Linked DNA regions of Homo sapiens: region 2 is linked to region 1. The links are chromatin loops, found by intact Hi-C in ENCODE. Cell type or tissue: heart left ventricle. All regions are shown on one strand. Links, peaks and the distances in the headings refer to the core of each region. The heading gives the core; the rest is flanking DNA. Region 1 has its middle 130 kb from the start of PLS3-AS1. Region 2 overlaps PLS3 (plastin 3).

Evidence for each region. Peaks named below come from ENCODE experiments on the same cell type or tissue, not always from the same donor. Only the 100,000 strongest peaks of a DNase experiment are listed, where the experiment ranks them.
Region 2: it touches region 1 in a loop (4-fold over the local background); 4 of 110 quality-filtered maps call a loop at or near these places.

The regions. Positions count from the first base shown.
Region 1 is chrX:115,681,237-115,697,968 of GRCh38, forward strand. No RefSeq gene overlaps it. Among named protein-coding and RNA genes, the nearest start is that of PLS3-AS1, 130 kb to the left of the region's middle. RefSeq lists enhancers at 4,078-5,066, 6,166-6,921, 8,433-9,187, 12,229-12,820. In heart left ventricle, for the core only: a CTCF peak has its summit at 9,574 (motif pointing left); no DNase peak of the experiment used is centred there; H3K4me3 peaks cover 288 bases; H3K27ac peaks cover 1,034 bases.
Region 2 is chrX:115,625,360-115,639,486 of GRCh38, forward strand. PLS3 (plastin 3) reads left to right here. Exons shown (of 16, transcript NM_005032.7): 4 at 3,839-3,968; 5 at 4,476-4,608; 6 at 8,641-8,722; 7 at 9,522-9,687; 8 at 11,477-11,619. Among named protein-coding and RNA genes, the nearest start is that of PLS3-AS1, 70 kb to the left of the region's middle. In heart left ventricle, for the core only: no CTCF peak of the experiment used is centred there; no DNase peak of the experiment used is centred there; H3K27ac peaks cover 95 bases.

The sequences.
Region 1 (16,732 bases), core at 5,374-13,373:
TCAATCCTATAAAAGATAATAAGAGTAAATTTATCCAACTATTAAGTAAAAGCTGTTATGAGAGCTTTTCTCTGCTAAACTTAGTAATAATGGTGGTGGTAATAATGATAATAATAAACTTTACAAATCTAAAGAGTTTAACTTAAGTTAATCATACATAAAGAAAATATGGCCAGGCGCAGTGGCTCAGGCCTGTAATCCCAGCACTTTGGGAGGCTGAGGTGGGCGGATCACTTGACTCAGGAGTTTGAGATCAGCCTGGGCAACATGGCAAAACCCCATCTCTACCAAAAATGCAAAAAAATTAGCCGGGCAAGGTGGCATGCACCTGTAGTCCCAGCTACTTGGGAGGCTGAGACATGAGAATCACTTGAGCCTGGAAGGCAGAGGTTGAAGTGAGCTGAGATCGCGCCACTGCACTCCAGCCTGGGCAACAGAGCCAGACCCCATCTCAAGAAAAAAAAAAAGAAAGAAAAGAAAAGAAAATATGATAATTAAATATTCCTTCCTTTACCAGAAAAAGTAAAACTCCATGGTGGCTTACCTCTTTTAGGAGATTATCTGAGTATCTGAGCCCTGGACAGATCTTCTAGATCAGGGGTGTCCAATCTTTTGGATTCCCTGGGCCACATTGGAAGAAGAATTGTCATGGGCCACACATAAAATACACTAACACTAATGATAGCTGATGAGCTTAAAAAAAAAAGCAAAAAAAAAACAAAATCTCATAATGTTTTAAGAAAGCTTACGAATTTGTGTTGGGCCACATTCAAAGCCATTCCAGGCCTCATGCAGCCCACAGGCCACGGGTTGGAGAAGCTTGATCCAGAGACTTTCTTAAATAACCCTGATTTAATTGTATTCATTAATGGTTCAAACATAAAAAGTAAAACTAAAAATTGCTAAACAAGATAACCCATCACAGACTTAAGTTTGTCCTTAAAATATAAGCTTCTCATAGAAACTAAATCAGTTCACATTTTGTATTATAAACATTTTACATTTTCTGCGTATTATGATGTTTTGATATTTTTAAAAACCTTTCTGACTAGGGGGAGACTGCCCCTCCTGGGGCTAGCCAAGATTTAAAAATAACAAAGGCCCAGCCAGGAGCATCTTTAATATGCAAACTAACCAATCCAGAGCCGTACCTCCTCTGTTTGGCCCAGATACCCCAGGAGGCCACATTCCTCTTCTTTTTTTTTTTTTTTTTTTGAGATAGAGTTTTTGCTCTTGTTGCCCAGTCTGGAGTGCAATGGCGTGATCTCGGCTCATCGCAACCTCTACCTCCCAGGTTCAAGCAATTCTCCTGCCTCAGCCTCCCGAGTAGCTGGGATTACAGGCATGCGCCACCACGCCTGGCTAATTTTGTATTTTTAGTAGAGACGGAGTTTCTCGATGTTAGTCAGGCTGGTCTCGAACTCCCGACCTCAGGTGATCTGCCCGCCTCCGCCTCCCAAAGTGCTGGGATTACAGGAGTGAGCCACCGTGCCCGGCCCACGTTCCTCTTCCTAATCATCTACTGTTACCGGAAAAAGGGTCTTGTTCCAGATCCCAAAGAGCGGGTTCTTGGATCTCATGCAAGAAAAAATTCAGGGCAAGTCGCAGAGTATAGTGAAGTTAAGATAGTTCACTATACTCTGATTAGAGACTACTTTATTGCAGAGTAGGGTGTCCTCAGAAAGCAAGGAGGAACAAAATCACCTCAAATACAATGCTTGCTTAGATAGGATAATAGAGCTAAGAATAACGGTCTTACGTGCTTTATTACAAAGGCTTGTGATCAGCTTGTGACAGGATAGTAGCATTGTTATTCTCTTTTATAACTATTGATTTCAGCAAGAATTTATGGGTATACTATTATCTTTAACGTGACATTGGCCTGGCGTGGTAGCTCACTCCAGTAATCCCAGCACTTTGGGAGGCCGAGGCAGGTGGATCACTTGAGGTCAGGAGTTCGAGACCAGCCTGGCTGACATGGTAAAACTCCGTCTCTACTAAAAATGCAAAAATTAGCTGGGCATGGTGGTAGGTGCCAGCAATCCCAGCTAATTGGAAAGCTGAGGCAGGAGAACTGCTTGAACCTGGGAGGCATAAGTTGCAGTGAGCCGAGATCACGCCATTTCACTTCAGCTTGGGCAACATAGCAAGACGCCGTCAAAAACATAGATGAATAAATAAAAATTTTTAAAAAGTGAAATGTATTCTTAAACTAAGAGTGCATTTTGTTCTTAAGATATTGGGACATCAGGACATTTCCTTAAGTTGTGGATCTTATGTAATTAGCCTCCTTAACTTGTCCCCTCAACCATAAACATCTTGTGACCAAGAGTTCCCAACCCCCTGGGAATGTAACCCAGCAGTTTTGGCTTTATTTGGCCTTTATTCAAGATGCAGTCACTCGGGTTAGGACACTTCTTTTTTTTTTTTTTTTTTTTTTTTTTTGAGACGGAGTCTCGCTCTGTCGCCCAGGCGGGACTGCGGACTGCAGTGGCGCAATCTCGGCTCACTGCAAGCTCCGCTTCCCGGGTTCACGCCATTCTCCTGCCTCAGCCTCCCGAGTAGCTGGGACTACAGGCGCCCGCCACCGCGCCCGGCTAATTTTTTTTTTTTGTATTTTTAGTAGAGACGGGGTTTCACCTTGTTAGCCAGGATGGTCTCGATCTCCTGACCTCATGATCCACCCGCCTCGGCCTCCCAAAGTGCTGGGATTACAGGCGTGAGCCACCGCGCCCGGCCAGGACACTTCTGACACTAGGGCCAGGTACCAAGCAACTAGAAACCATCCTTATGTAGCCCAAAGCCCAAGGCAGTTATTCAAACTAGCCAGTCATAAACTGTTCACCCTGCCCTGCATTGCCTATTGTATGGAAGTCCCAGTAAAGGTCATGGCCTAAATCCTCCCCTTGCTCGTGTCTTCTGCCTTCAGACCACCCTGATGTCTTTCCCATGTGGCCCTGCATGATGTACCTGGCCTCCTGTCTGTACAACCTGTGAGTAAATAAACTGTTTTATTTCTGAGCCTCTCTGACATCTCCTCCAGTGACCATACCTGAGGGATCATCTCATAAAAGAATTACAAGCCAGATGTGGTGGCAAGCATCTGTGGTCCCAGCTACTTGGGAGGCTAAGGCGAGAGGATCACATGAGCCTAGGAGTTTGAGGCTGCAGTGAGCCATGATTTTGCCACTTCACTCCAGTCTGGGTGACAAAGCTAGACCTTGTCTCTGAAAAACAACAACTAATAATTTGCAAAACAGATGGCTAAATTGATTGCCTTGGCCCAGACTTATCAACTGACAAAATGTAAAAGAAGATTTTTATATTTATAGTAAACTTGTGATTTTAAGATAGTTCATAACATCACAACGGTTTAGAAACAGAGATTTTCTGACCTCTCCAAGAACCCTCATGTCTGAAATGGTGAATTTGAAAACTTGGAGATGTTTTGCCATTATCCAAGAAGGTAATCATAATAAAAACATTTCAGCCAAAATGCTTCATAATTTCTCTCTCAGTAGCAGAGATAGATTGGCCACAATACTGAACCAACAATGGTGGGGCAATTTTGAGAGATATTGTCCAAGATATTTTCAAGGAAGTGTCCTACCTGCAGTTGTGCAATCTTGCAAGACTATTAGGGTAGGAAATGGGCAGGAAGTACAGCCTTGAGGCCCATTTTAAACCTCTCCAAATGGGTTGTGAGTGTGTTCTGGTTATCATGGTCTATTCTTATGGTTGGTTGAGTCCTCATCTTGCTATAGAACTGAATATAGTGATTTTTTTAATTGCTTGCTTTTATGCTCCTGATGTGGGAAATCTCGAGGTATCTCCCTAGTAACAGGGACACACATCTTGTTGGTATCATTATTTTTAAATCCCTTAACATATTACATTTTACTCCCTTAACATATTACATTTTACTCAAAAACTCCTCTATCCTTGCCATGCTCAAATTCATAAAAAAAATAAAGACAATTAATAGAATTCTCAAATTATAATTATCAAAGCTTTCAAAAATCCTTGGACTTCCCAGGCCCAGAGAACTGTCATTAGCCCTGATGACAATGAGATCAAAGCTCTCAAAGATCCACAGGTTATCAACTTCTAAGTTAATAAAAGCCTGCTTCATGCATTTGGGAATTTCACTTCCAATCCCAGATACTACTGATTTACAGTCTAATATGGCTGAATATTCCAAGAGACTCATATAATACCTCCAGCATTATGACCGACAAAGTGCATTTTCAAAGTATGTACCTAAACATCCTCTGCATGATCCGCAACCTGGAGATCTGGTCTTCTGAAATAGGCAACAGAAATACAACTTCCCTGAACCTTGGTTAAAAAAAAAATGTCTTCTTGTGCTGGGCACGGTGGCTCACGCCTGTAATCCTAGCACTTTCAGAGGCCAAGGCAGGTGGATCACCTGAGGTCAGAAGTTCGAGACCAGCCTGGCCAATGTGGTGAAACCGTGTCTCTACTAAAAATATAAAAATTAGCTAGGCGTGCCTGTAATCCCAGCGACTTGGGTGGCTGAGGCAGGAGAATCACTTGAACCTGGGGGACGGAGGTTGCAGTGAGCCGAGATTGTGCCACTGCACTCCAGCCTGGGTGAAAGGGCGAAACTCCGTCAAAAAAAAAAAAAAAAAAGTCTTTTCAGTACTGTTAACAAGTTGATGTATCAGTAAAACTCCAAGGTGTTGATACTTAGTGTTTTGTGTGTGTGTGTGTGTGTGTTTTGTTTTTTCTTTTTGACAGAGTTTCACTCTTGTTGCCCAGGCTGGAGTGCCATGGCGCGATCTCCACTCACCGCAACCTCTGCCTCCTGGGTTCAAGCGATTCTCCTGCCTCAGCCTCCCCAGTAGCTGGGATTACAGGCATGAGCCACCACACCCGGCCATCGATACTTAGATTTTTAAGAGTATACAAAATATTTAACTTAAAAGATATACATCACCTCTTCCTACACTAATGGACATCCATTTTATCTGAAGACCTTAAACTGAGGATTCTTAGGAATCCTGACACTGACTACAGAAGTGGACAGCTTTTGCGCCAGACAAAACTAGCTGCTGACTTCAGAAGTTCCACCTAAGACAGCGGAACAGGATTAATTTTCTAATTCTTCAACGTTCTTTTCTGTCCTTTGTTCTTCTACTATGATTACCTATTACTACACTAGGACACCCTCTAGAACACTAATATAACCCACACTTATCTTCATCCTATTATTTTGAATCCCTATGGTTGTCTTCTATCACCTCATGTTTTTCACAGGCCCTAGATACTGCTTTGAATTAAACCGATTGCTGGATCTAACATCTTCCACCAGATCCTGCTGCTAATAATCTACTAGCAATTCCTTTAAACACTTAAGAAGGCACTGCTGGGCATGGTGGCTCATGGCTGTAATCCCAACACTTTGGTAGGCCGAGGCGGGTGGATCATGAGGTCAGGAGATCGAGACCAGCCTGGCTAACACGGTGAAATGCTGTCTCTACTAAAAATACACAAAATTAGCCAGGCGTGGTGCCACATGCTTATAATCCCAACTGCTCGGGAGGCTGAGGCAGGAGAATCGCTTGAACCCGGGAAGCGGACGTTGTGGTGAGCCGAGATTGTGCCATTGCACTCCAGCCTGGGCAACAAGAGCAAAACTCTGTCTCAAAAAAAAAAAAAAAAAAAAAGAAAGGCAGATTCCATTTTATAGGCCCTTCTGTCATTTAACCTTCCCTCATATCGTTAATCCTGCAGCCTTGTATAAAATGGACTCTGACCTCAGATTATTAGAATGCCTCTGCTAAGGTTATTATAATACTATCAGCGAGACCTAGCCAATCAGAAGTAGACAATATTAGTTAGGCCCTCCTGACCACCATAGTCAGTTTATTCTCCAGAAACATGTCATTCTGCTTTGCTGAGCTGTTTAACCCAACTCAAAAATCTGTCTGCCTCAAAGGACACGAAACTGGCTTACTCCTATTGTCATACATAATATTTATACAACAGTCTAGCTCCTAATTAGGGTACTACACTTTATACGGATATTGGGCTTACAGTGGTCTGCTACATCCTAATTTATCTTGTGTATTTAGTATAATTGTGAGACACTTTCAGATCTTTAAAAGTATCATCCCCCTAGTGGATCATGTTTCCCTGGAAAAATTCTACCCAGAAACCTCCAAGACACAGAACACAAAAGCTTATTTACAATTAAACAAACAAACTCCCAAAAGACATAACTGACTCCCTTTTCGTGGATACTATGTAAGTTGCAATTCCCTCATTAAAGAATACCACTGGCAAACATGGTCCAAAACTTGCCTCATACCCTAACAAAAGTCATAACAAACGCTTCACTCTGAAAGACAAACTAGTTTAAACTCATTAGCCCAGATTGTTATGGGAAATCACATAGTCGTTGATTACCTCCTAAGCAGCCAAGGGGGAATTTATGCTATACTAAACACTACTGGCTGCATCTATATACTACAAAACAAATAGACTCATGAGTAAGCAAAAAACAAAAATGCAGATTTAACTCCCTGCCTTCTCCATTGATAAGAGTCTCCAGTAATTTAGAGTCACCATTCTTATTCTGGTGCACAGTGGGAGAAACCCTTACAAATGGAGATTTTTTATATGTATGTATTTTTTATATGTATGTAAATTTCTCCTACCAAAGGGTAACTTCTGTATTCTAAGGTTTTCGGCTAAAAAAGGTGTCGGGGGCGGGGGTAACTTCTACTCTTGCTTTCAGAGTTTCTCCTTTGTCTCTTGTTTCTCAAAATAATTATTATGCCCAACAGGCATAATATGGGGTGGCATAATCTGGTAGTCTACACTCTTATTTGGGGGAGAGGTGTTATGTCTTGAACTCCATCAGTTTTTTTGTTTGTTTTGGTTTGGCTTTTTTTGAGACGGAGTGTTGCTCTGTCCCCAGGCTGGAGTGCAGCGGCCCGATCTCGGCTCACTGCAACCTCCATCTCTCAGGTTCAAGTGATTCTCATGCCTCAGCCTCCAGAGTAGCTGGGATTACAGGCATGCACCACCACACCCTACTAATTTTTGTATTTTTAGTAGAGACAGGGTTTCACCATGTTAACCAGACTGGTCTCGAACTCCTGACCTCAAGTGATCCACCCGCCTGGGCCTCCCAAAGTACTGGGATTACAGGTGTGAGCCACTGCGCCCGGCCCTATTTTTATTTTTGAGACTGGGTCTCACTCTGTTGCCCAGGCCAGAATACAATAGTGCGATCATAGCTCATTGCAGCCTCAGCCACCCAGGATCAAGCGATCCTTCCACCTCAGCTTCCTGAAAAGCTGGGACTATCGGTGCATACCACCATGCCTGGGTAATTTTTTTTATTTTTTAGAGACAGGAGGGGTCTCACTGTGCTGCCCAGGGTGGTCTCAAACTCCTGTACTCAAGCAATCCTCCTGCCTTGGCCTCCCAAAGTGCTAGGACTACAGGCCTGAGCTGTCACCCCTAATCCCCTATCGGTTTTAAATGATATTCTGTGACCATTAACAAATCAGAGGATTCAACAATTTACCCCGCAACAAAAGGAGCAGGAGAAACTATCAATACTCCAAATTTAGATTACATTCTCTGCAAATAGTTTCTAAAGCAAAGTCTTGGCTATGGTGAAAATCTGGATATCAAGGATGAAGTTTCTGCAGGCTAACTGCATCTGCCCTTGGCCAAAAGGAAAACAGAGCAAGGCATCAGCCTTAGTGTTGCTGTCCCTGCATTCACACCTGGGCCATGGTGATCTGCTGTTGAACACGAGAAATCTCACAGAACAGCAACATCAGACAAGGCCACTCTGTGACAATGATCAATCAAGGCAAAAACAAGACCAAACTGTAATGTTTTAACAAAAACTAAATTAAACATAAACATTGTCTCAGCTACAGGAATGACCAATATTCCCCTAGACTGGCCAATATGAGTGACTACTGCTTTTTTTTTTCTTTCAGAGACAGTCTCACTCTGCTCCCCAGGCTGGAGTACAATGGCATGATAATAGCTCACTGCAGCCTCAATTCTCAATTTCCCAGGCTCAAGAAATCCTTCTGCCTCAGCCTCTGGAGTAGCTGGGACTGAAGGTGTGCGCCAGCACATCTGACTATTTTATTTTTATTTTTATTTATGTATTTTTTTGAGATGGAGTCTTGCTCTGTTGCCCAGGCTGGAGTGCAATGGTTTGATCTCAGCTCACTGCAACCTCCGCCTCCCAGGTTCAAGCGAGTCTCCTGCCTCAGCCTCCCGAGTAGCTGGGATTACAGGTGTGTGCCACCATGCCCAGCTAGTTTTTGTATTTTTAATAGAGACGGGGTTTCACCATGTTGGCCAGACTGGTGTCGAACTCCTGACCTCAGGTGATCTGCCTGCCTCGGCCTCCCAAAGTGTTGGGATTACAGGTGTGAGCCACCACGCCCAGCTTTATTTTTAGTTTTTGTAGAGACAGGATCTTGCTATGTTGCTCAGGCTGGTCTCGAACTCCTGGCCTCAAGCAATCCTCCAGCCTTGGCCTCCCAAAGTGCTGGGATTACAAGAGTGAGCCACCATGCCCAGCTGCTTTTGTTTTTTTAAACAAATTACAGCGTTAGCCTCACTCTGTATTCTTGCCTCATCCTAGATAAACTTACTAGGATTCCCAATAATAGAATTACCCTCACTCCCTCATAGCATCCAATTCAGAGCATAGCACTAATTCCTTATATCCTCTCTAAAACCACCTAATACAAACTCAAATCTTAAAATAAATCCTTTCTAACACCCTTTTCTGGAGGTGCTCCATGGTTCCTTCAGTGAACAACAAATCCCGCTTGTTTCACTGCCGAGATGTTCCTGGTATTTGACTCTGGAAACAACTGACTTCATCTCCAGATTGTTCGCGTGGAGAGCAATGAGAAAATACACTGGAATTTTCACCCCTACTTACATGCCCAAAACTAGTCTCCTCCTCTCTACTTTGTCTTTTCTGACTTTGTCTTCTCAAAAGAGGAAAATAATTTTGCAGTATACCCACTTCACTCCTGGAAGGAGTTCAAAGTACTTAGCATGAAATTAATTATTGTAAAGGTTTAACTGTGAGTAATTGCCCTAAATGAAGTTTGGATTACTTCTTCTGTTTGAAATGACCTGTGTTCGGGAAGCTTGCTGAGGATTCCTAGAGACTTCCTTTGAAAAACATTTTCCTGTAAAAATGGAGTCTCTGTATTTTCCCTGTATTTCCATAAAAAGTCTCAGATTTCTTTCCTGATTAGAGTGGTTTTCCTTAGAAGACTTAAGTGTGGAGAGAAGGTATAATAAGGACAGATATCACTATGGAAACAAGTTAGATAATCATAATTGTATTTGCTAACATCATTATCAAAATAAGAACAAATTTGAAAAGATTCATACATGAAGAGGATCTTTCACCAAACTTGGTACATTCCTTTTGCTTTGTCTGGCTGGCTGTTGTTTTTGCTTTGTTTGGCTGGCTGGTGTTAACTACTTGGGGGTTTTCTGAGTCAGCGTCATGTTATACTCATGGTGAAGAGGTCCTGCCATCTAGTGGCCAAATTGCAAAGTGCTACTAGCTTATTTAAAATTGAACCCAGTGTTCAAGGAGCGCAGCAGGTACACCGCACTCCTTGGGCTTCCATGAAATACGAACAAAGCCTCAGCTATTTCAAGATGCAAGGAATCCTTTAAACTTTTGGGAAACAGTCTGTCTTTTGTGGGAAAACAAAGTCTTCATTTGGGAAGGACTGATTTGACCTTGAAGCTGAGGTCACTTTGACCCTATCTATATATGTTTGTGAGTCTCTGTTCTGAAACCAGGAGGGGATATATTTAGGCAGCAGGATTCTGGGAGCACAACAGGTGAGAATGTGGATTTTAGGAACAGTCCTTGCCAGCCTGGGTTTCCACTACACCCTGCAAAGGTGCAGCTGAATTTGGAGTGGTTAGGGTTTGTGTTCCAGAGGGCCAGAGATAATTGTGGAGTTCCAGGGGATGCAGGGCCCAGAGAGGTGAGCTTGATGACTGAGCTTAGGGCTAGGAAGATCAAAATGTGTCAGCAGGCCAGGAGCTGGGGCCATGAGGGAAACTAATCCTCAGGGCTCTGAACAGGAGCTAAATTGGAGAGAACAGGAGCAAATTATAAACCAGGTCAGGATGGTCCTGGCCTCTAGCTGAGAAAAGAATTGGAGTATACTGAGCTTGCCTTTACTGACCTTGAAACTGGACAGGTGGCCGGGTGTGGTGGCTCACACCTGTAATCCTAGCACTTTGGGAGGCTGAGGTGGGTGGATCACTTGAGGTCAGGAGTTCGAGACCAGCCTGGCCAACGTGGTGAAACCTTGTCCCTACTAAAAATACAAAAATTAGCCAGGTGTGGTGGTGGCACCTGTAATCCCAGCTACTCGGGAGGCTGAGGCATGAGAATTGCTTGAACCTGGGAGGCAGAGGTTGCAGTGAGCCGAGATCACGCCACTGCACTCCAGACTGGGTGACAGAGCAAGACTCCATCTCAAAAAAAAAAAAAAAAAAAGAAAGAAACGAAGAGAAAAGAAAAGAAAAAAAGAAACTGGACAGGCACAGAGAAGGGGAGTTGGAGGTTGAGCTAGGGCAGGGAATCTAGAAGCATTAAATACTGAGGTTTGCAGGAAGTTGGCTTCTATGTCCTATGGCTTCAGTGTCCCTTCCAAAGCTCATGTTGAATTTTTTTTTTTTTGAGGCAGAGTCTTGTTCTTGTTGCTTAGGTTGGAGTGCAATGGCAAGTCCTTGGCTTACTTTAACCTCCGCCTCCCAAGTTCAAGCGATTCTCCTGCCTCAACCTTCCGAGTAGCTGGGATTACAGGTGCCCATCACCACACCCAGCTAATATTTTGTATTTTTAGTAGAGATGCGGGTTTCACAATGTTGGCCAGGCTGGTCTCGAACTCCTGACCTCAGGTGATTCACCTGCCTCGGCCTCCCAAAGTGCTGGGATTACAGGCGTGAGCCACCGTGGCCGGCCAATTTTTTTCTTTTTTTCTTTTTTTTTTTTTGAGACAGAGTCTTGCTCTGTCACCCAGGCTGAGTGGAGTGGCCTGATCGTGGCTCACTGCAACCTCCACCTCTTGGGTTCAAATGACTCTCCTGCCTCAGCCTCCCTAGTAGCTGAGATTACAGGCATGCACCACCACGCCCAGCTAAGTTTTGTATTTTTAGTACAGATGGGTTTTTGCCATGTTGCCCAGGCTGGACTCAAACTCCTGGCCTTTAGTGATCCACCTGCCTTGGCCTCCCAAAGTGCTGGAATTACAGGCGTGAGCCACTGCACTTGGCCCATGTTGAAATTTAATTGCCATTGTGATGGTATTAAGAGGTGAGACCTGCTGGGTGTGGTGACTCATGCCTGTAATCCCAGTACTTTGGGAGGCCAAGGCAGGTGGATCATTTGAGGTCAGGAGTTCGAGACCAGCCTGGCCAACATGGTGAAACCCTGTCTCTACTAAAAATACAAAAATTAGCCAGGCGTGGTAGTATATGCCTGTAATCCCAGCTACTTGGGTGGCTGAGGCAGGAGAATCGCTTGAGCCCAGAAGGCAGAGGTTTCAGTGAGCCCAGATTGCGCCACTGCACTCCAGCCTGGGTGAGAGTGAGACTCCATCTTAAAAAAAAAAAAAAGAGGTGAGACCTTTAAGAGGTAATTAGGCTCTGCTTTCAAGAATGGATGCGGTGCCAAACCCCTATAAACCTCAGTAGGGAAGCCACCAGGTTCAAGAGGCCAAAGAAGTGACCCAGAGCCAGCAAATGAGACTTGGGATTTTATTAGGGGCTTACATAAAAGGGAGAGAGTCCAATGGCAGTGAGCTGGACAGGAGAATTGCAACTGCTTGCAAAGACCATGCAGTTTGTAAAACGAAGTATCTGAGACAGGTCTCAATCAATTCAGAAGTTTATTTTGCCAAGGCTAAGGACAATGTCCTGGGAGAAAGAACAATGGAATCACAGAAACAATCTGTGGTCTGTGCCTTTCTCCGAAGAGAATTTTAATGTCTTCATTATTTAAAGGGGGAAAAGCAGGCCTGGCATGGTGGTCACACCTGTAATCCCAGCACTTTGGGAGGCTGAGGCGGGTGGATCATTTGAGGTCAGGAGTTCAAGACCAGCCTGGCCAACATGGTGAAACCCCATCTCTACTAAAAATATAAAACTTAGCTGGGCGTGGTGGCACACACCTGTAGTCCCAGCTACTCAGGAGGCTAAGGCAGGAGAATTGCTTTAACCTGGGACTGCACTCCAGCGTGGGTGACAGGGCGAGACTCTATCTTAAAAAAAGTGGGGGGAGATGCGTGGGGGAAGCAGGATGGAGGGGAAAGGGGGCGGGCATGGTCACATTACTGAAGGCACATGTTGCAAGAGAAAAGGAGCTGGTAAGGGAATAGTCAATCATGTATTCGTCTCAGGCTCAGTAAATCGGCACTTTACATAAGAAAAGGTGAACACTGATTAGCTACCTGTGGAGATATTTAACCTTTTATCTGTAGCTATCTGCTTAGGAACAAAAGAAAAGGCAGCTGCTTGCAACACTCAGATTTCAGCTTAATTTTTTCCTTTTAGCAGAGTGAATTGGGGTCACACATTTTTCTCTTTGTTTCAGAAGTTTCTATAGCATTTTCACGTAACACTCTCCCCTTAACGTCCTCCACCTGGTAGCCTTCATCTAGACCAAAACTCAGGGCTTCAAACCCCTATATGGCTCGTGTTCCACGGGACAGGATGGTGGCTCAGATGTTCCTCATAGACAAAGAACGAAACTCCGGGTTGGTCACTCCTGTTTTAGCAGCAGAAAACGGATTAAGACAACCCCCTAAGGTGAAATTTAAAAATCCATTTATATAACACAGAGAGAGCAAAGGATTTGCAGCATGAGAGCCTCACCTGTGTGAAACTATCCTGCACCACGCTGGTTGTTCCCCTTGGCAAAGCCACGCGGCCTCTATGGACTTTGGTTTCCTGGCACAAGTAGTTACTGAATCTGCCCACCCAGCAAATAGGACAAAAAAAAGGTGATGACTTGGTTCTTTAGGTGGGGAAATGGCCATTCCTCCCTAAAGTGAAGGAGAAAAAACAAGGAGGAATCCAGACAGGGGTAGTTAAAATTCATAGCCCAGGTCTTTGTCATATGCTCATGTTGTGCTGAACCCCTGTACACTCCAATGGGGATGAATACTGGGTTCAGTAGGCTGAAGAAGAGACCCAGAGCCAGTGAATGAGACATGAGGTTTTATTGAGGGCTTACAATTGGGGAACAAGACCCAACGACAGTGGGCTGGACAACAGAACCACAACCACTTGCAAAATAAAGTCACACAATTTATAGAGGGTTTTATTTTGAGATGGAGTCTCGATCAGTCGCCAGGCTGGAGTGCAGTGGCGCGGTCTCGGCTCACTGCAACCTCCACCTCCTGGGTTCAAGCGATTCTCCTGCCTCAGCCTCCCGAGTAGCTGGGACTACACGCACGTGCTAACATGCCCAGCTAACTTTTTTGTATTTTTAGTAGAGACGGGGTTTCACCATGTTGGCCAGGATGGTCTCGATCTCTTGACCCCATGATCCGCCCACCTCGGCCTCCCAAAGTGCTGGGATTACAGGTGTGAGCCACCGCGCCCGGCCTTATATAGTATTTTCACTTCACAGCCTCCCCCTAACAACCTCCACCTGGCAGTCTTCATTTAACCCAAAATACAGGGCCTTGAACCCCTGTATAGCCCACATTCCATGGGACGGGACGGCTGGGGGTTCACAGCTTCTTCATAAATAAGAAATGAATCTCTGTGTTGGCCACCCCCAGATTTCTTAGCTCAGAACTTCAAACACACATTCAGGATTCAGGTGCGTCTGCCATACAGGATCATTCTCAGGATATGCTTAAGTTATTACTATCAGGTGAATTTACCATACAGCTCCCATTATAAAGTGAGAAAGTTGTGGCAGAGCATTAACCCATCCTGCCAATCCACACCCCACCAATTGAAAGTAGTTGGGAATTGGGACCTATCCTGTGGAGACCTGTAATGCAGGAGGGCAGCCGCCTGGCCAGGACAAAGAACTTAAGGGGCCTCACTGTCCTCCTCCCGCTTCCCTCGTAATACCCACCTACCTCTGCCCAAACACCTAGGGGCTCTGTTAGAATAAAGGGCTGTGAGTCAGGGCCTGAGCTTAAGGTTGGAAGTAGTTTTTCAGCAGGTGCTCTTGGGGGGCCTAAGCATGGGAGAAAGTCAGCTGTGGGAGAGTGAAATGGAGGCAGGACATTCTGAGGAGTTGGGGGCGATCAAAGACAGCTGTGTGCCCTGAGGTTAATGCAGAGATTTCTTCTAAACATGTTATTAATAAATATATGAATGATTTTATAAACACAGAAAAATTAGTACACAAATACACAGCAATCTTTAAGGGCGGTTACACTGGGCAGTGGATGTGGGCAGGAGTGACTTCAATTTTTCCTTGAAACACTTTTGTATTTGTGAAGACGTTTTTCCTGAAAAAATAAGAAGGGATTACATCTGTCAATAGAAATCAAAAAGGTAGGTCCACAAAAATCTTTTCATTGTTATTGTTTACTAACTAAATGGCCAGCAAGTTACCCACGGACCTATAGAGCTCACTAGACTATTGTTTTAAAACTATATTTGTATCTCTCTGTCCTTAGGGAACAAGGTGCTGGGAGGATACACAGCCCCATTTAATACTCCTCATCTCTCATCACTGGCTATTTTCATTTTCTTCTTTACCCTGTACATGTCTCCTTAGGTGAATATTATTTTGCAAGAGGAGTGTGTTTGTTTTCTCAAAACAAAGAACATACAAATCAGGGCACTAGTCAGGTAGGGGAAGCCTGCCAGCTGCTGTCACTCCTTTGGCCCCGACACATTGCCGCCCACCTAGGCAGCATCGGCGCCACCAAGCAGCAGCCCTTAAGGTGCTGGCCCTCTAGCAGTTCCATGACAAAGAGTGAGAGGTGATAGGGCGCAGGCAGTGTCTGGTCTTGGGAACCTGCCTCTCACCTGGGGAGGGAGCAATTAAGGCATATGAATGATACAACAGGCAACATTATCATTTGAACATGTACTTATTTAAATTCTTTTTTACCTCTCAATAGGGTTGTGAATGACTCTTCTGTTTTGTTGTTAGGTCTCGATTTTTTTTTTTCTTCTTCTTCTTCTTCTTCTTTTTTTTTTTTGAGACAGAGTTTTGCTCTTATTGCCCAGGCTGGAGTGCAATGGCATGATCTTGGCTCACTGCACACTCCGCTCCCAGGTTCGAGTGATTCTCCTGCCTCAGCCTCCCGAGTAGCTAGGATTACAGGTGTGCACCACCACGCCAGCTATTTTTTGTATTTTTAGTAGAGATGATGAGGTTTCACCATGTTGGCCAGGCTGGTCTCGAACTCCTGACCTCAGGTGATCCACCCACCTCGGCCTCCCAAAGTGCTGGGGTTACAGGCATGCGCCACCGTGCCCAGCCTGTTGTTAGTCTCAATCATCCTTTGTGCACTTGCCAGCAGTTAGCTCCCTTAAAGAGAAAAATAGGTTCTCCCTGGGCAAGTGGCAAAGGATGAGAAGTTTCTTCTCTAGCTTTCTGAAGCCCGTGCCTCCCTGCCTCTTCAGGCAACAGAGATAGCCCATCAGGGACACAACACATACAATAGATTGTCATCCCAAAACCCTACTACAAATACTTCTGGGCTTACTCCTAGCCTGGAGGCCAGGAGAAAGAGAAGAGGGAGCATGAGAGGTGGTGACAACCCAGAATAATGGGACACTATCAACAACCATCCTAGTTCTGTGGCAGAATGGGCAAACCATGAAGAGTAGGGGTTACTATAGCCTTCCAGTGTCCTGTTCTAAGAATAGAACAGGATGTCATTTTGTAAAGAGTGGCTCTGTGTCCCTAGTCAACAAGAGTGACACAGTGGATTTTCTAGGGGGAAGATGGGCTGTAATTTCTAAGAGCTCTGCTGTTTGGCCTGAAGGGACTAACTTTATTTGTTTGTTTGTTTGTTTGTTTATTTATTTAGAGACAGGGTCTCCCTCTGTCATCCAGGCTGGAGTGCAGTGGCATGATCACGGCTCACAGCTTACTGCTCAAGCGATCTTCCTGCCTCAGTCCCCGAAGTGCTAGGGTTACAGGCATGAGCCTGTATAACTAACTAACTTTATTTAGAATAGAGAGTGGTGAAATCTGTGACCAGTAGAGGTCTTGGAGAATACTTAGAGAAAACCAAGAAAAGAGACAGCCAGAAAGAACCCTCTGGATCACAGTCCAGAGGTTTGGGGAACTCTGTGTACAACAGGGATGGCTGTAGCCAATCAAGAGTGAACCTTAGCCGGGTGTGGTGGCTCACGCCTGTAATCCCAGCACTTTGGGAGGCCGAGGTGGGTGGATCACAAGGTCAGGAGTTCGAGACCAGCCTGGCCAACATGGTGAAACCCCGTTTCTACTAAAAATACAAAAATTAGCTGGGCATGGTGGCACATGCCTGTAATCCCAGCTACTCGGGAGGCTGAGGCAGGAGAACTGCTTGAACCAGGACCCGGGAGGTGGAGGTTGCAGTGAGCCGAGATCATGCCATTATACTCCAGCCTGAGCAACAAAAGTGAAACTCTGTCTCAAAAAAAAAAAAAAAAAAGAGTGAGCCTTAGAGCAAGACATAGGCAAGACATAAAAGCATTTTCC
Region 2 (14,127 bases), core at 4,873-12,872, 56 kb before region 1:
TATATGTATGTAAACTTTAAAGGTGAAAATTAAATTTAATACCCTGCTTTTTAAAATTCTAAGCACTTCAAAACTAAAAATACTGGATTTTTATGCTTACAAGATAATGGGACTTTTTTTCTTTGATTGTTAAACTAGTATGGCACTTTCAGCAGAGAAGTAAGCTGCCCAGAACAGTCTTGGACATATAGTAAATACTATATAGGTGTTAGTTGCTGGGGTAGTTCTTTCTTTAAAAAAAAAAAAAAGAAGTTATGTTTTTCAAATATTACTAAGTTTAGGCCTACAAGACATTCCAAAATAATGGAAAAATTCAATCCTGCCTCTTTGGAAACATTTTGGAAATAAGCCCCAAACACTGGAAGCCAGTCAATTCTTTTTTTGCAATTCTTTCTGAAATCTTTCTTTCTTAAGTCATATGCCTCTGGATTGTTTTGGTTTGGCCACTCGTCCTGTGTTGAGCTAACTCTGGGGTCAAAAGAAGTTAGCCGGTTGCTGAGAGTCTTTGAGAGAAAGAAGGCGAAACTTAATAAAAGGAATAAAAAACATATATATTCCATAACGGAGACTGAAAAAGATGTATAGATCAAGAGTGGTTATGGCTTCCTGAAAAAAGTACAGCAGGAGTTAGCTCACAGATGATAAAGCAAGTCTTTCCTTGTGGAGAGAAAACAGCACAAAACAGTGAGCTCATTAGTATCACAACGGGCAGCTTTGAAAAGATTCATTGAGAAGACTCCAGCACAGTAGTCAGCCTTGTGCTATCTCTGATTTCAGAGATTTCTTGTCAAGCCAAAGCTTGTACTCAAATAGTTTTATCATCCACTTAAGCGATTTCTTTACTAAAGTAGAAAGTAAAATGCAAATTCTTGTGTAGTGAATCAATATCATAGACACAAATCTTCAGTTCTTTCTTATCATTTTTACTTTTTTTTTTTTTTTGAGACGGAGTTTCACTCTTGTTGCCTAGGCTAGAGTGCAGTGGCGTGATCTCGGCTCACTGCAACCTCTGCCTCCTGGGTTCAAGGGATTCTCCTGCCTCAGTCTCCAGAGTAGCTGGGATTACAGGCATGCGCCACCACGACCGGCTAATTTTGTGTTTTTAGTAGAGACAGAGTTTCTCCATGTTGGTCAGGCTGGTCTCGAACTCCCGACCTCAAACCATCCGCCCACCTTGGCCTCCCAAAGTGCTGGGATTACAGGTGTGAGCCACCATACCTGGCCCATTTTTACTTTTTTAAAACCAAGGGAATAGAGGAAAATACTATGAAACTAAAAGTTTAAGCTTAGCTGGAATAATTTATTTGAAACAATTTAGAAAATGAAGGTCATGTAACTTTTGCAAGACCTTTGAAAATTAACAAACTTAATTACAACTTTGCATTTCATTGCCAAGCATAAGAAGGAGTTTTACTAAAGCTATGTAAATAATTGCATTAGGATATATAGCAGAGACATTCTATATATATGTATATATATGTTTAATTTATTTTCCTTTTTTTTTTTCTGAGACAGGATCTTGCTCTGTTGCCCAGGCTGAAGTGCAGTGGCCCATCTTGGCTCACTGCAACCTCCATCTCCCGGGTTCAAGTGATTCTCATGCCTCAGCCTCCCAAGTAGCTGGGGTTACAGGCATGCACCACCACGCCCACCTAATTTTTGTATTTTTAGTAGAGACTGGGTTTCATCAAGTTGGCCAGGCTGGTCTTGAACTCCTCCTGACCTCAAGTGATCCACCCACTTTGGCCTCCCAAAGTGCTGGGATTACAGATGTGAGCCACCGTGCCCAGCCTACTTTTCTAGTTCTAGTTATTAGTTCGAATTCCCAGACGTTCTCTTTTTTAAATATGAATTAATCCTTTTTTCTGTGACATAAACAAATTTGGATTTATTTTTTAGCTGAAATCATGATCATTGAAACAACCTAAGTTTTAGAAGTAAATGATTCTTGAAGCAGAAGCACTCGTAATAAGAAAAATAACTTTACATATCTCATTCTGAAGCTGTAACACTTTTGTCATTGCAGGGACTTGTGGTATGTTAGGCATGAAGAAATGCACACCTTTCAGATTTTAACTTATTAGACAATGAAGTAGAGTTCAGAAAGAAGTAGACTAGTGACTATTGTCTTTTCACAGAGCAGCTGCGTTGTTATCAAAAGGAGAGCTATAGGATCAAAATGCATCACAGTTAAGGCACAGTTGGACTAAAAAATCAGATTGTAAATAAAAATATTTTAATCATTTGAAAACTGCCTGAAGTGTGTGCGTAAGCTCCATACTGTTGATACTTAGTGAAAGTCAGTATAATGGCCATAGAGCAGGAAGGGTGATTTCATTGGTTGTGTTTAGTATTTAGAGTAGTGTGTATGTGTGTGTCTGCATACATATACAAACATAGACACACACAGACATTTATTCTAAAATTCCACCTCCAAAATTACTGGTAAAGCTAGCACAGAATCACAGGTATGGAAATACTGAGTAAGCTTGATTTTGTAAAATTTAAGTGCTTACTAACTATTCTCTCAAACAAAATTTTATTTGTAAGTCCAAAGAAAGTTAGGATTTAATTTAAGAAAGGTAACAGGAAAAAATGACTAAGTAATAGGGCCACTGACAACACATACAGCAACTTTTCTACCAGTTACTAAAAGTCACTTTCTCTAGATGGATTAATTACAAAAAGGTACCCTCCTGGAAAGACAAAATACAACAAGGCACTCCTTTCGGTCTGACACAGTCCTGTGCGAGACACAAGGCTTGGTTAGTATAGCTTGGGCTGGATTTCTGCTTCTGCTCGTGCCTGCTCTGACACATACAACCTGAACTGTTATGTATATTGTAACCCTGTTCTATGAACCGCAGACATAGGCTGCATCTTCCTGAGATGTGTGTGTGAATACATATCTGTCACGAATGTTAAAGGTCTTTGAATTGCATTTGTTCAGCAACTTTTCCATTAAGTCTTAAGTTTTCTTTCAATGAATCCACTTAAATGGAATTCTAAACGCCATTTAAAGAAAGTTGTATACGGTTTCTACATCTTGCTCCTGTTTTACTGGCTTTGACTAATTTAGCCACGCACATTGGTGGATCAGGAACACATTTGGAATTAGGTACATTCCAATACCTCAGAAAAATATAGACAGATAGAATGTCCAATCAGATAGCTACACAGTACTAGGATGTGAAACTTACTGTGTTATAACTTGCTTTTGTACAATTAGAATGTTCCTTACTGTGAAGAGAAGCTGGACTTCATAAATGCCCCAATAAGACAATCACTGAAAAGCCTCTTTTTGGTGTTTATTCTTGATAGTCATCTATTACTACCAGCTTAACACATTTTTTAACTGCATTATTCTGTAACTTTTGATTTAATGAATTCTTAATGAGCTACCCCATTATACTGTAAAATAGTTTTTTGGTTAAATCATAAAATTTTATCTTTCTTTGCATTAAGAATTTTTATTAAAGTAGGGGGATTCTTCAATGTTTTCTCTCCAGGAAAAGAATAAAGCCTTCCTTGTTTGTAGAAAATTAACAGATTTACCTGTGCCTTTGAACCACATTAGTTTTTGGCTTAAAGTGAGTTCAATGCATGTAGCGCTTAATGTTTTTGACAAGTGTGTGCAATTGACATTCTGGTGCTTCATTTTCAGAAGGGGTATTGTAGTACTTGTTTAGCATTTCAAAAACTCAAGCCCAGTTTTTTGTATCTTTTAACATCAGCTATGGAAAAAATGTAAGTGATCAAGATATAAAAGAATATAAATATGCTTATTGTGCATAGTTTGAAATTAATTGTGAATCAACAAAATTACTTTAATTAATAGATTTTTCAAGAGGTAAAAAGTAGTGATATTGCCAAGACCTTCCGCAAAGCAATCAACAGGAAAGAAGGTATTTGTGCTCTGGGTGGAACTTCAGAGTTGTCCAGCGAAGGAACACAGCATTCTTACTCAGGTAATCATTTTATATGCAATAGGTTAACACAATGTGCTAAGTGGGATGGTTGCTGTAATGTCAAGGACGGGCTCTAGAAAAACATTACCTTCTAATTAAGAATACAGTAGAAGTCCTTTGTGACATGTATTTAGGCTTGAGACTAATACTTGTCATAAAGGCATTATAAGTGTTTATTGTATGGCTTTGTTAGCTTGCAAGAGACAGGATACAATCCATGTAATGACAGGCTTTATTACAGTGCATTATACAGTAATATAAATATAATTTTTAAGGAATTTTGTAACTTTTCTGAGGACTGGTTAACGTGTTCTATTCTTTTTCTTAATTTTGTAATTCCTAATAACCACTGTGTTGCATCCAAGTGTCTGGGTTTCCACACAGAATAACCACATGTTTCTGACACATTAACTTTCAGCACTACTGCACAACTATTTTAGGCTTTGGAGTCAAATATTTAATAAGTTAGAGTATGAACTAATGTCTTGTTATTTAACATAATTTTAGAGGAAGAAAAATATGCTTTTGTTAACTGGATAAACAAAGCTTTGGAAAATGATCCTGATTGTAGACATGTTATACCAATGAACCCTAACACCGATGACCTGTTCAAAGCTGTTGGTGATGGAATTGTGCTTTGGTAAGATGTTAGCTTGTTTTATATCCAGATATCCAAAAATAGCCTTCCATATAATTGATATATTTGTTTCTGCATGCTTGACAGGTTCACCTCAAGAAATAACTAGAATGGAAAATTATCCAGGTTCTGCCTTTTTCATTTAATCTCTAGGTCTGTCCATGAATCTAAAATTCAGCCATAAATCGACAACCTCTTTATAGGGAAGCTCTCAGCCTCCATTTTCTTCTCAACACCAGGCCAGCAGAACATTACAACTTTGTTGAACTTAAGTATGTCAGTGTCTCTTTATTCTAAAGTACCACAGCTTCCAAAAGAAAAAAAGAGGCTACTCTTCAGTTCTCACTCTCCAATGACCTATTTCTAAAAAATGCTTTTGTCACTGCTGCTGCCCCACAGCCAACAGCATCTTGGCAGACATAACACAACATTATCAACACTGCCAGTCGATGTTCCAATTTATAGAGGCAGTGTCACACAGTGGTTAATAGCATGCTCCATAATCAGTCTGCCTGACTTCTTTCTATTCAGTCCTGCCACTCTGAAGCGGTACAACTGTGATCATAATACTCAACCCCTTTGCATTTCAGTTTCCATCTGTTATGATCTCCACATTATTATACTTATCTCACAGGGCTTTTGTGAGCATTAAGTAAATTACTACATACAAAGTGCTTAGGGTAGTGCAACTGACATATTTCAGATAACTATATATATATAAAATATATACATATATATGTATATATATACATATATAAAATATATGTGTGTATATATATTTACACATATATATTTTATACACATATATACAAAATATATATGTATATATACAAAATATATATGTATAATATATATAATACATGTATATATGTATATATATGTATAATATATGTATATTATACATGTATATATGTATATATATGTATAATATATGTATATTATACATGTATATATGTATATATACAAAATATATATGTATAATATATATAAAATATATATTATACATATATGTTATATAATATATGTATATATACGTATATAAAGTATATATTATACATATATGTTATATATAATATAACATTATATATATATATATATGTTGTGTGTGTGAGATGGAGTTTCGCTCTTGTTGCCCAGGCTGGAGTGCAATGGCGCAATTTTGGCTCACCGCAACCTCCGCCTCTGGGTTCAAGCCATTCTCCTGCCTCAGCCTCCTGAGTAGCTGGGACTACAGGCATGCACCACCACACCCGGCTAAATTTTTTTATTATTATTTCTTTACTTTTAGTAGAGATGGGGTTTCTCCATGTTGGTCAGGCTGGTCTCGAACTCCAGACCTCAGGTGATCTGCCCGCCTCGGCCTCCCAAAGTGCTGGGGTTACAGATGTGAGCCACCGCGCCCGGCTGACAGTATATATTATAGTATACACAATTCTTCTTTTTGCAGTAGGGTCATTTTGGTTGTTTGAAAAGCTGATATTAAAAATGTAAGATAGGCTGGTCATGGTGGCTCACGCCCAGCCCTTTGGGAGGCAGAGGCAGCAAGATCGCTGAAGACCAGGAGTTAGGTCCAGTCTGGGCAACAAAACGAGACCCTGTCTCTACAAAAAAATTAAAAATTAACCCAACATGGGGTTGCACCCCTTTAGTCCCAGCTACTTGAGAGGCTGAGGCAGGAGGATCACTTGAGCCCAGGAGTACAAGGCGGCAGTGAGCCAGGATTTGCACCACTGAACTCCAGCCTGGGTGACCCTGTCTGTCTAAGAAATAAGAATATATATATATACATTTCCTTTGTGTTCTGTTTACAAGCAGTGAAGAAATAATTTCCCATGTGTGTGTTTTGTTTTTGTTTTTGAGATGGAGCCTTGCTCTGTCGCCCAGGCTGGAGTGTAGTGGCGTGACCTCTGCTCACTGCATCCTCCACCTCCCAGTTTCAAGCAATTCTTATGCCTCAGCCTCCCGAGTAGCTGGGACTACAGGTGCTCACCACCGCACCCAGCTAATTTTTGTATTTTTAGTAGAGACAGGGTTTCACCATGTTGGCTAGGCTGGTCTCGAACTCCTGACCTCAAGTGATCCTCCTGCCTCAGCCTACCAAAGCGCTGGGATTACAGGCATGAGCCACCGTGCCCGGCCTCCCTTGCATTTTAATATAGAGAGAAGACTGCAAGTTTCCCTCTCTGGGGACTCACCCTGCAGAACTCAAAAAATCTATAAATTGTAAAAATAATAAGAGATAATCATATTGAACTAACTAAGATTTGAATTTTGCATGGAAAGAAGCATGGCTTTCTTTCTGTAGAAAAAAATTTATTAGGGCAGTATTATGAACATCTAATATGTTAGAGCCAGGCATAGTGGCTCGCACCTGTAATCCCAGGTACTTGGAGGCTGAGGTTGGAGGATCCCTTGAGCCCAGGAGTTCGAGGCTGCAGTGATTCGAGCTACGATTTGGGCCTCTGTACTGCAGCCCAGGCGAGAGTTAGACCCTGTCTCTAAAAAATAACAAAATAAAAAATAAAATGTTAAAGTCTAAATCTAGATTTTACCAAATGAGATTTTTCCTAATGAGTCACAGACTATAGCCTACCTAATCTTTCTCTCGCCACTATACTGCCAGCACCAAATATAGTGTCTGGCTCATTGTTGAGGCACTCGGTAAACATTTGGTGAATGAAAGAATCTCATGCTCAACTAATTTTACTGTTTTGTGGAAAAGACTCATTTCCAATGCAGGATTTTATCTGTCTTTAAAATATATTCAATAAAGTTCCACCCCCCACTTTTTTTTTTTTCTTTGAGACAGGGTCTTGCTGTGCAGTGATTCAATCATGGCTCACTACCGCCATGACCTCTTGGGCTCAATCAGTCCTCCCACTTCAGTCTCCAAAGTAGCTAGGACTACAAGCATGCGCCACTATGCCTAGCTAATTTTTTTTTTAACTTTTTGCAGAGATGGGGTTTCACCATCTTGCTTAGGCTAGACTTGAACTCTTGAGCTCAAGCAATCTGCCTGCCTTGGCCTCCCAAATTGCTAGGGTTACAGGCGTGAGCCACACTGTACCTGGCCCAAGTTTTGTTTTCAATATCCAAGTTATTTTCTTTCATAAAAGAATGAGAAAAAATTAAAAAAAATTGAAAGAGAAAGCATGCTACAATCCTCTGCTCAGAGATACCCAACTACTATGCACATATTTTGGTCTTTTTGGGTTTTTTTTTTTTTAACGGCATCTTGCTGTGTTGTCCAGGATGAAGTGCAGTGGCATGATCTCCGCTCACTTCAACCTCCGCCTCCCAGGTTCAGGCAATTCTCCTGCCGCAGTCTCCCGACTAGCTGGGACTACAGGTGTGTGCCACCACGCTGTGCTAATTTTTGTATTTTTAGTAGAGACGGGGTTTTCCCATGTTGGCCAGGCTGTTTTCCAACTCCTGACCTCAGATGATCCACCTGCCTTGGCCTCCCAAAGTGTGGGATTACAGGCGTGAGCCACCATGCCTGGCCAGGGTTTTATTTATTTATTTATTTATTTATTTTTCTTTTGAGACGGGGTCTTGCTCTGTTGCCCAGGCTGGAGTGGAATGGTGTGATCGTAGCTCACTCTAACTTTGAACTCCTGGGCTCAAGCTGTCCTCTTTCCTCAGCCTCCTGGGTAACCTGTACTACAGGCACATGCCACCATGCCCGGCTAATTTTTTTATCGTTTTTGTAGAGACAGGGTCTCACTATATTGCCCAGGCTGGTCTGGAACTCCTGGCCTCAAGCAGTCCTCCTGCCTCAGCCTCCCAAAGTGCTGGGATTATAGACATCAGCCACCACATCAGGCCTTGGCCTTTTTTATTTTTAGTTTTTATTTTCCATATGTGTAGTTTATTATGATCAACATGATAAAAGTCATCTAGCTGCATTTTTTAGAGTACATGAAAGAGATGTTATAGTAAGCTTTAAAATATTTGTAAATATTTACAGCCACTTTATAAAAGGAAATCAGCTCTTTTTTTTTACATCAGCCTTTTTTTAAATTTTTGTTTCAGTAAAATGATTAACCTTTCAGTTCCTGATACCATTGATGAAAGAGCAATCAACAAGAAGAAACTTACACCCTTCATCATTCAGGTATGCATTGTTCTCCCCTCCCTTTAACATGAAATTACTGTTTGAGGACCTGTTCTGCAGACTTCAGCCTCTGCACTCTGTAGGCTCCCAATCAATCCTTGTAAAAACTGTTGAGTGTGGGATTGTTATCCAGATTATACAGACAGAACTGGGACTCAGAAAGGTTTCTGAGCTTGCCTGAGATTAATGTTGGAACTGAGGTTCAAATCCCATTCTAATTTCAAAGCCCCATGTTCTTTTCATTTCATAATGTGTTCAAGCACTACAGAGATAAGCAGAAGTATATAAGCTCTTAATTAACTGGCGTGCTTAAGAAATGGAGCATTTTTTTTTCTATCAAGTGAATATTAGATTATTAGCAAAATTCCCTCAGAGAAGAGCACCTCTTGGGATGTGGACATTGATAACTTCTAAAACTCTTTTGGGCATATGCAGTACTGTTGGTCTCTCACCCATTTAGGCATTTTTGGAATTATAACACTTTACTCACATGGATATATTTACTGTGGTACTCAGCCTTTTCATTTAGTGCCAGCATACTTCAAAAGGTACCAAATAAAAATACAAAGTTAACTTCTCATGAGATTCTGCAAAAGGCAATAGCAATAAGGCTGAAATTTGTCTTAGCTAGGCTTTCTAACACAAAACTCTGGAATTTGTTTTTTGTGACACATATATGGATGAAATTAATACAGGGTATTAATTTCCTCATTGAATGTTATTTTCAGTGAAGGGAGAAAGTAGACTGCTAAAAAATGGAAAGGTCAAGAAGCAAGTGTGTAATTTGGCTGTCTTGCAGGAAAACTTGAACTTGGCACTGAACTCTGCTTCTGCCATTGGGTGTCATGTTGTGAACATTGGTGCAGAAGATTTGAGGGCTGGGAAACCTCATCTGGTTTTGGGACTGCTTTGGCAGATCATTAAGATCGGTTTGTTCGCTGACATTGAATTAAGCAGGAATGAAGGTAATGGAACACAGTCATTCTGGCAGTTGTTTATTGGTTATTTTTTTCTAGTCATGCAGACTTTCGTGCTCTCACTTAATGGAGGTGATTAAATGGTGGTAACTAGAATGAACATAAGGTAATGCTATAGAGTTATTCAGGAAAATAGCCTAATTACATGACTCTCTTCTTTACTAGTAATTCACATTTGTCTGGCACTTTACAATTCATTTTGCAATAATGACACAAAAGCACAGAGAGATTAAGGAGCTTTCCTGAAGTCCTCAAACTTGATTATCTATTTTTTTCTGTTCTGCCTACACAACTTCTACCCCGTTGCCACCCTCAGCTCCACCATTTTGCACCATCTTCTTTTTTGGAGACAGGGTCTCACTCTGTCACCCAGGCTGGAGCGCAGTGGCACAATCAGCCTGGCTAACATGGTGAAACCCCGTTTCTACTAAAAATACAAAAAATTAGCCAGGCGAGGTGGCACGTGCCTGTAGTCCCAGCTTCTCCGGAGGCTGAGGCAGGAGAATTGCTTGAACCCGGAAGGCGGAGGTTGCAGTGAGCTGAGATTGTGCCATTGCACTCCAGCCTGGGCGAAAGAGTGAGACTCTGTCTCAAAAAAAAAAAAAAAAAAAGAAAGAAAGAAAAAAAAAGAGAGAAAATGTAAGATTGCAACCGGGTGTGTTGGACCATGCCTGTAATCCCAGCACTTTGGGAGGCCGAGACAGGTGGATCACTTGAGGCCAGGAGTTGGAGACCACCCTGGCTAACATGGCGGAACCCCGTCTCTACAAACAATAGAAAAGTTACCTGGGCGTGGTGGCATGTGCCTGTAGTCCCAGCTAGTCAGGAGGCTGAGGCAGGAGAATCGCTTGAACCTGGGAGGCAGAGGTTGCAGCGAGCCGAGATCATGGAGGCAGAGGTTGCAGTGAGCCGAGATCACGCCACTGCACTCCAGCCTGGTCAATAGTGCGAGACTCTCTCAAAAGAAAGAAAAGAAAAAGAAAATATAAGGATGAATTATATTTCTGTTAAAATAGGATTGAGCCTTCAAGAGTTAATTGATTAATTTTACTTAAATACAAATACCACCGTGTTTCTAGACTACTTTAATCAAAAGGTTAAGTAAAAGATTCCCAAATTGTAAACATCTTTCCCCCAAATCCCTGACTTTTTTTTTTTTTTTTTTTGAGACGGAGTCTCGCTCTGTTGCCCAGGCTGGAGTGCAGTGGTGCGATCTTAGCTCACTGCAAGCTCCACCTCCCGGGTTCACGCCATTCTCCTGCCTCAGCCTCCCAAGTAGCTGGGACTACAGGCGCCCGCCACCACGCCCGGCTAATTTTTTGAATTTTTAGTAGAGATGGGGTTTCAGCGTGTTAGCCAGGATGGTCTTGATCTCCTGACCTCGTGATCCGCCCGCCTCGGCCTCCCAAAGTGCTGGGATTACAGGCGTGAGCCACTGCACCCAGACCCAAATCCTTGACTTTAGAAGTGTTAAATAAGAACAACTTATACAAACATATGACATAATGTGAAGCTTGCATTAAGCTTAAAGGCCATAACCTCATTTGGTATTTGAAATGTGAAGAATAACAGAGAAAAGAATAAATTGTAGTATTATGTTATTATATCTGTTATATATTTATCTTTTTTAGTAGATTATGAGTATCTTGAAACTAGGAACTATGTCATAGTAGTTTTTGCACCTCTATTACTTAACAGTGTCAAAAGACTGAATGAACTTGGCATGACCATTATTGTGTCATATAATAACTGTGGGATTTTTTTTTTTTTCTTCTAGCCTTGGCTGCTTTACTCCGAGATGGTGAGACTTTGGAGGAACTTATGAAATTGTCTCCAGAAGAGCTTCTGCTTAGATGGGCAAACTTTCATTTGGAAAACTCGGGCTGGCAAAAAATTAACAACTTTAGTGCTGACATCAAGGTAACTGTTGAAAGAATCACAACATTTTGGGGGGATATAATAGCTGGAAGATTTCATCCCAGCTTAACAGAGAGAAAATCCTAACACTGTATCACCAAGCCTTGTTGTCTCTTGGCCCTGAAGGTAGATTTTAGAAGAGTAATAGAGCCAGATAAGGTACATTAGCACCTATGTTTTATTTTGTGGGAAAAGGTAAAAATATTATGCTAATTTATCATATTATAATGCTAATTTGTTATATCCTGCCTATTGGTAAACATGGAGTATTAAAGAATAGGACATGACTATTCTATTCTTAACTGCCTTTCCCAAGCCTCAGTGTACCTGTTAGTAAACACACCTAGAAGAGATAGGAAGGGCCTCATGATTTCCTCTTCACCTTTTTTATTTGGCTTCTCTCCTGTCATTTTATCCTACCTTTAGTTGTGAGTTCCTCGAGGATAGCAATGAGCTCTTATTTATGTCTGTGTATCCTACCTCAGCCCCTGCTCCAGGGCCCTCCTACTAAAGCCAACTTAAAACATAGTATGTGGCATATACAAGTCCCTCATATTTCTTGCATTGAATTGAATTTTTTTTTCACTCACTGTTTATCATGAGCAGTGGGGGAAAACTAACAATGGAGGAAGACATTTATTACATGTTGCCTTTGGCTTCTCATGCAGAGGGCCAACATTACCATAGCAAACATTGTGTGGAGTTCTCCTTAACTGCCTCAATTCTGTGTGACATCCAGATGTTGGTACACAGGGAATAAACTTAAGGATCTTCATCAGATGTCACTGACCAGCAAGGCTGTGAAAACAATACTATGTGATGATATGATTTTGTTCAGTGATGAGAGGAAGCAGTGAGTTGCCTGTACTACTGATTTCATCCATGAAAATTAAGAGTAGCCCCAAAATTATAAGACCAACTGACCCTGCCCTCTCTTTTAATTACACAATATGTTTGGCCAGGTTTGTTGTTGTTGCTGTTGTTGTTGTGACAGGGTCTCACTTCGTCACCCAGGCTGGAGTGCAGTGCTGCTAACATGGCTCACTGCAGCCTTTACCTCCCAAGCTCAAGCAATCTTCCCACTTCAGCCTCCCAAGTAGCTGGGACTACAGGTGCACACCACCAAGCCCGATTGATTTTTTTTTCTTTTTCTGAGATGGAGTCTCCCTCTGTCACTCAGGCTGGAGTGCAGTGGCACTATCTCGGCTCACTGCAACCTCCGCCTCCCAGGTTCAAGAGATTCTTCTGCCTCAGCCTCCTGAGTAGCTGGAATTACAGGCATCCACCACCACGCCTGGTTAATTTTTGTATTTTTAGGAGAGACAGGGTTTCACCATCTTGGTCAGACTGGTCTCAAACTCCTGACCTCATGATCTGCCCACCTCGGCTTCCCAAAGTGCTGGGATTACAGGCATGAGCCACTGTGCCCGGCCTGATTTTTTTATTATTTGTAGAGATGGGGTCTCACTGTGTTGCCCAGGCTGGACTCAAGCTCCTGGGCTCAAGTGATCCTCCCACCTCGGCCTCCTAAAATGCTGGGATTACAGGCATGAGCCATGGTACCTGGCCAGCCAGGTATATTTTGCTTCATGCACTAGATGCGTTCCTGAAAATCAGCAAGCCAACCATAAATGGATTTTATGTAGTGGGATATATTTTAAATGTAAAGAGAAAATCTTATTTTTGTAAATGAAGCCTGCTTTGAATTTTTTTATTTTTTATTTTTTAAATTATTTTTTGTTTATTTTTTTTTTTGAGATGGAGTCTTGCTCTGTCGCCCAGGCTGGAGTGCAGTGGCGCCATCTCGGCTCACTGCAAGCTCCACCTCCCAGGTTCACGCCATTCTCCTGCCTCAGCCTCCTGAGTAGCTAGGACTACAGGCACCCGCCACCATGCCTGGCTAATTTTTTTTGTATTTTTAGTAGACATGGGGTTTCACCGTGTTAGCCAGGATGGTCTCGATCTCCTGACCTCGTGATCTGCCTACCTCGGCCTCCCAAAGTGCTGGGATTACAGGCATGAGTCACCGCCCCCGGCCATCAATATTTTTAAAAAGGAAATAATTGTTTGGTAATGTGAAAACTAACTTCCAGTTTATCTGTATTCAAGTTCAAATTTTCACCTGTAAAGCCCTTTTCAGGGTAGTAAATACAGATTTTGCTGGGTCTGCTCTTTACTTGTTCTTCTCAAGAGCATAGGTTTATTATAAATTGTTTGTGTAGCTTTAGCAAGTAATTGGAAGTGAAAGCACTTTCGCAATTGTAGTACACTATTCCTTAAGAGGTAAATGCTATGCCCCCAAATGATAGAATCGGAGTTGGCATTTTATGAATTGCTCTGAAATAGCTTTCAATTACCTGATTTTCCCCATTCTTAGAATCATTTATGGCACCAAGTTTCAAACTCACCTGGGTAACTGGTTTAAAAGGCACCTTTCTGGGCAGCTCCCAGACATTTATATTTGGTAGCTCAGGAATTGGATTCAGTAATTCACATATTGAGTAACTTCCT